Linked DNA regions of Homo sapiens: region 2 is linked to region 1. A link is an interaction called in ENCODE POLR2A ChIA-PET data of the cell type or tissue named here. Cell type or tissue: B cell. All regions are shown on one strand. Each heading gives the region's core, and the rest is flanking DNA. Links, peaks and the distances in the headings are about the cores only.

What was found. ChIA-PET counts read pairs that join two places held together with the same protein. Peaks named below come from ENCODE experiments on the same cell type or tissue, not always from the same donor. Only the 100,000 strongest peaks of a DNase experiment are listed, where the experiment ranks them.
Region 2: POLR2A ChIA-PET joins it to region 1 with 11 read pairs; 9 of 35 experiments call an interaction of 5 or more read pairs at or near these places.

The regions. Positions count from the first base shown.
Region 1 is chr1:36,233,527-36,236,441 of GRCh38, forward strand. All of the region lies in intron 1 of THRAP3 (thyroid hormone receptor associated protein 3), which reads left to right. Among named protein-coding and RNA genes, the nearest start is that of THRAP3, 11 kb to the left of the region's middle. In B cell, for the core only: no CTCF peak of the experiment used is centred there; no DNase peak of the experiment used is centred there; H3K4me3 peaks cover 1,301 bases; H3K27ac peaks cover 2,500 bases.
Region 2 is chr1:36,453,261-36,456,150 of GRCh38, forward strand. It overlaps MRPS15 (mitochondrial ribosomal protein S15), which reads right to left. Exons shown (of 8, transcript NM_031280.4): 8 at 2,458-2,665. The coding sequence ends at 2,528. Among named protein-coding and RNA genes, the nearest start is that of OSCP1, 4.3 kb to the left of the region's middle. In B cell, for the core only: no CTCF peak of the experiment used is centred there; no DNase peak of the experiment used is centred there.

The sequences.
Region 1 (2,915 bases), core at 331-2,830:
AGTTGATTTAAGGCTGGGCACAGTGGCTCATAGCCTGGGCATGGGCAACATGATGAAACCCCACCTCTACAAAATAAAATAAAATAAAAAATTAGCCGGTGTGGTGGCATGAGCCTGTAGTCCCAGCTACTTAGGGGGCTGAGGCAGGAGGATTGCTTGAACCCAGGAGGTTGAGGCTGTGGTGAGCCAAGATTGCACCACTGCACTCTAGCCTGGGTGACAAAGTGAGACCCTGTCTCAAAAAAATAAAAAATAAAATAAAAATTTGTATTCAAAACCCATTCTATCAAGGCTATTCTGCAGAACTGCAGGTAACTATAGTAAGTAGGTTGTGATAATGATAGTTTTCTGAGTTGTCCTCCTCCTTCAATCAGAACAGTTGTGCATTTATATTTTATACTTTGAGGCTCTGCTTAACATTTCATTTTTTCTTTTTCTTTTTATTTTGAGATAGGGTCTTGTTTTGTCACCCAGGCTGGAGTATGGTGGCGTGATCACGGCTAACCTCAGCCTGGACCTCTTGGGCCCAGGGAGTCCTCCCACCTCAGCCTCCTGAGTAGCTAGGACTATAGGTGCCCACCACCATGCCTGGCTAATTTTTGTAGTTTTATAGAGACAGGGTTTCACCATGTTGCCCAGGCTGGTCTCGAACTCCTTCCTCAGCTTCCCAAAGTCCTGAGATTACAGATGTGAGCCACCACACCCGGCCAACATTTTATTTTTAAAAAGATAAAACTGATAAGTCCCCTAATACCCTTCTACCCTACCCCAGGGTTTATTCAAGCAGAGCACACATTTTGTGAAAGCCCTGGTGGGGCAGGGAGGTGTCTTCATTTCTTCCCCCCTGCTCACAGACAGATGGTGGTTGAAAAAATTCAGACATTACAGAAATAGGAAATGTAGAAAGTAAAAGTTTCTCATAATGTCATTCTTCAGGCCAGTGTTTGGATATATAGAAGAGATTTTTACTGTTATGGTATGTCGTATGTATATATATTTTTTCCTTTGGTACTAGATGAAGGTATTTCTGAATAGTAAAGATAAAGAGGAACCGTGGAGGAGAAATAGGGATGCACTTCTTGGGTTTGTTTATTATGAAAGCTTAATATTTAGCATCTTGCTTCAGAAGAACTTAAATTGTAAAAGCCTGTTCTGATAATTCATCTTTTCCTTGGAAATTTAGAAGGTGACATTAATTCTTGGGTTAATGGTGAATGCTTTGTCTTATTCATTGTGTAGAACCTAGCTTGCCTCTTCTCTTCCTTTATTTCTGTTTCAGTCTTTTTTTTTTTTTTTTTTTTTTTTTGAGATAGAGTCTCGCTCTGTCGCCTAGGTTGGCGTGCAGTGGCACGATCTTGGCTTACTGCAACCTCTGCCTCCCGGTTCAAGCAATTCTCCTGCCTCAGCCTCCGGAGTAGCTGGGATTACAGGCATCCACTACCGCGCCTGGCTAATTTTTGTATTTTTAGTAGATTCGGGGTTTCGCCATGTTGGCCAGGCAGGTTTCGAACTCCTGACCTCAGGTGATCCACCCGCCTTGGCCTCCCAAAGTTCTGGGATTACAGGCGTGAGGCACTATGACCAGCCTGTTCAATTTTAAATGGAGGTAGAAATCTCTGTCTAGCTGCAGGGGGGGTTATTGTGATGGTTAGATGATTAACCCAATGACAGGCACGTGGTAGGTATTCAGCACATGAATATCATTATAATTTTCTTTTTTCTGTGAAGATTTTGACACCATAGATAATAATATTATTGTATATGGAAACAAGAAGATAGATTGTTTGGTAACTATTTGGAAAAGGAAAGTAGTCATAAGAAGTTAAGTCTGAAAAGACAATGAGAAACACTCAGAACCCTCAACCCCACAGCAGTTGGAAAGAACAAAGGATACCAAAAAGGCAATATTTTAAGATAGTGAAGGATGGTGTAATTATTCAGTAAATGGTTCTAGAAAAATTGGTTGACCATTTTGAAAATTAGATTATTAATACTGACAAGTCTCATATGAAAACCAGAGAGATACAGATGAAATTGAGATACCATTTTCTTCCTGAGATTTCCACCGTGACAAAAAAATATGATGATTATTGTTGGTGAAGGTTTGGGGAAATTCTCAAACACTGCTGGTAGCAGTATAAATTGCTGTAGACTTTTCTAGAGGACAACACTATGTACTTCAAGGAACACACCTTAAGGATTTCCTATTGGACAGGTCCTTAAAGATAAGAATAATCATTACAGTATTATTTATGTAAGTGAAAAACTGATAGCAACCTAAATATATGCCACCATGGGACTGCTTATGGTACATTCATATAGTGGAATGCTAGGTAGAAAAGAGATGGAGACAGGAAAGTCATGTTTATTGACATAATACAGTGAGTTTCAAAAAAGTCCAGGATTAATGCTTTTGTTTGGTTTAAAAACCTTTATGTCGGACTGGGCGTGGTTGCTCCCACCTGTAATCCCAGGACTTTGGGAGGCCGAGGTGGGCAGATTGTGAGGTCAGGAGTTCAAGACCAGCCTGGCCAACATAGTGAAACCCCGTCTCTACTAAAAATAAAAAAAAAAAATTAGCTGGGCATTGTGGCAGGTGCCTGTAGTCCCAGCTACTTGGGAGGCAGAGGTTGCAGTGAGCCGAGATCGCGCCCCTGCACTCCAGCCTGGGTGACACAGCGAGACTCAGTCTCAAAAGAAAAAAAAAAAAAAACCTTCATGACAGACTGGGCGCAAAAACCAAACCTTTATGTCTCTCCATTTCCTCCTTGATCAGTGTCTATTAAGTATATGTTGAGCTCTAAAAATTTAGTTCATCAGTCATACTAGCTATATAGAACTACATAGATATAGGACATTTCATTCTCAGAAAGTTCTAGTAGAGAGACAGTGCTGGTATACATTGCCCTTTTTCT
Region 2 (2,890 bases), core at 391-2,890, 220 kb after region 1:
TTACCTGCCTTGCTCCCAAAAGCATTTGAGTTTGCTGTAGTGTACTCTTCCCTTAGCTTCTCAGACCTTTTTCTTGGTCCCTAAGCAGTGTGGTATAGTGAACAGGACATAGGCTCTGGAGTCAAGACAGAGCCAGCTTTGAATCCTAGACCTTTCTCTTCCCAGCTATATGAATTTGGACAAGTTACCTAACCTCTCTGAGTCTCAGTTCTCTCATGACTCTCTCATCTCTCATGGCTAAAATGAGGATAATTAGCCAATGTGCAGAGTAAAGGTGGCTGTGAATATTAGATAATGTGCCTAAGGAAGCAGTTAAAACAATGCCTTTTGACCGGATGCAGTTGCTCGCGCCTGTAATCCCAGCACTCTGGGAAACCAAGGCATTTGGGAGGGCAAGGATTGCTTGAGGCCAAGAGTTTGAGTAACCTGGGCAACATAGTGAGACCCTCTCTACAAAAAATAAAAAAATTAGCTAAGCGCAGTGGCTTACACTTATAGTCCTAGCTACTTAGGAGGCAGAGGCAAGAGGATTGCTTGAGCCCAAGAATTTGAAGTTAGTGAATTATGATCAGGCTACTGCACTCCAGTTGGGGCAACAGAGCAAGATCCTGTCTCTAAAAAAACAACCAGCCAAACCAACCAACCAACCAACGAAAAACACACAAATGCCTTTGCAGTAGGGCCTGATCCATTAAAATGTGTTCCTTTTTCTTTCCTTCCCCTTGGCTAGCCCCCTTAACTGTTAGTACCTGGCCCTCTGACACACTACCTCTAAGTAGCCGTGGCCACTTGGAAGTCCTGGCCCATTAAAGGCCTTCCCTACAATTCCTGGAAGTGATATCTGAATAGTGGATCTTCAGTTCTGAGCCTCTCATTTCTGCTTCTGCAGACACCCAGGCTCTGTTCTACCCCTACTTCACCTTCTCCTCCAGCTCAGCTGCTCCTTCTGACTTAGGCTAAGCTCTCAGGGATCATCCTTCCCATCCAGACATGGTCCTTTTTTCTTATACACTCCATCCCTGGGCAGTTTCACTTATGCCCATGGGCTCAATCACCCAACAACTCGCAAACCTCTCTAGTCCAGACCTCTCTACTGAGTCCTAGATCTAAACTTCCAACTGCTCTTTGGATAGCACTTTAGCACACCTTTCTCCCTTTTTGGCTTTCCTCAGTGGCTTCCCTTCCCAGAGTGAAGTCCAGTGTATTTCTCCAGTGTTATGGGCCGAATGTGTCCCCGACCAAATTCATATGTCGAAGCCCTAACTCCAATGTTACAGTATTTAGAGATGGGGCTTCTCAGAGTTAACTAGGGTTACATAAGGTCGTGAGTACGGCCCTCATGATGGGATTAGTGGCCTTGTAAGAGTGAGCTCTCCCCACTGCATGGACCAAGGGAAAGGCCATGTGATGACATTGAGAAGGTGGCTTTTCCAAGCTAGGAAGAGTCCTCACCTGAAACTGAATTGGCTGGTACTCTGATCTTGGAATCCCCAGCCTCCAGAACTGTGAAAAAACGAACTCAAAATAAAAATCCTGTGAAGTCACCTAATCTATGGTATTTTGTTATGGCAGGCTGAGACACCCAGAAAGCTCTACATCACCTGGTATTTGCCTACCCCTCTGACCTTGTCTTCTTACTATTCTCTTTGTTCTGTTTTAGACACATTGTCTTCCTTGGGTTCTTCAAACATACCAAGCATGCTCAGGCTTCAAGGTGTTGGCACTTAACTTGGTGTAAATGGATGGGCTTTATGGGGAACGGGGATCCATAACTCCCTAGAATTTATAAGCAATGCTTTTGCATATGCTTCCTGGGGATAGGACTTGTAGTTTTGATCAGATTCTCTACGTGAACACTGATATCCTCCAGCCCCAGTACACTGCTCTGATCTCTCCTCCTCCCATCTACCATCCACACAGCTGTTGCTTAACTATCTAAAACACAGACCTGTTAATTGCCATCACTCCTTCAGTTTTAAAACTTGAACTGTCTCCCCACTCCCTAGTGGACAGTGTACAATCTTCTCAGCCTAGCATATAAAGCTTCTCACACTTCAGCTTCAGCTTACCTTTCAAGCTTTATTTCTCATTCTCCCCGTTCTCTGAATACAGCATGCCTCTCTAGACTTCCTTGCCTTTGTACTTGCAATCCCTTCTGCCCAGGAGGCCTTCCCTTCCTGTCTCTATATAGTGAATTCCTACTCATCCTTTAGGACCCAGTCCAGAAGGCAGCTCCTACAGCAGTTCTTCCTACCCAGCCGGCCACACTTCCACTGTGCTGTCACATGCTCTGTCTTGCCTCCACTGACACACATCACCTGGATGACAGGTACTTGTTTGTATGAGTGTGTGGGAGGCATGTCATAAGTGTGTATCCTCTGGTGGGTGAGGCAGGGACTCTGCCTCAGAAAACTCTGGGATCTCAGAGCTGAATGAAAGAATAAATTCCTTCTCCTCTTCAGGCCAAAAAGAGCCCCATCATCTCTCCTATCATTCTTCAAGACAGAAAGAAATGATTGAACAGAATTTATTGGCTGTCTTTGAGTGTCTTTGGTATGGCTTTGGCAGGGCTGTCTGGGTTCCTCCGCTTTGCTTGTTTTTGGGCTGCTGCTGCAGCCTTTAAGGCTCTTCTTCGCTTCTTCAGCTTTTGAGTCTCCTGGAAAACCTGGGGATGAAAAGGGGCAGAAAAAGACCTTGTAATCCTGTGCAAAACCTCAGACTTGGAACAAGTGGGATGGGAACTATTTCCCCCAGATGGTAACCCCAGCCTTTCTCCATGGGGTTGGTGGCCTGTGACCTCCCTGGATCCATTCCAGGGCCTGGGGCCAGTTCCATGCCTCTAACAGAAACAGATGATCCCTCCCTTCTGCTTCCTCCATCCCAGTCCCTG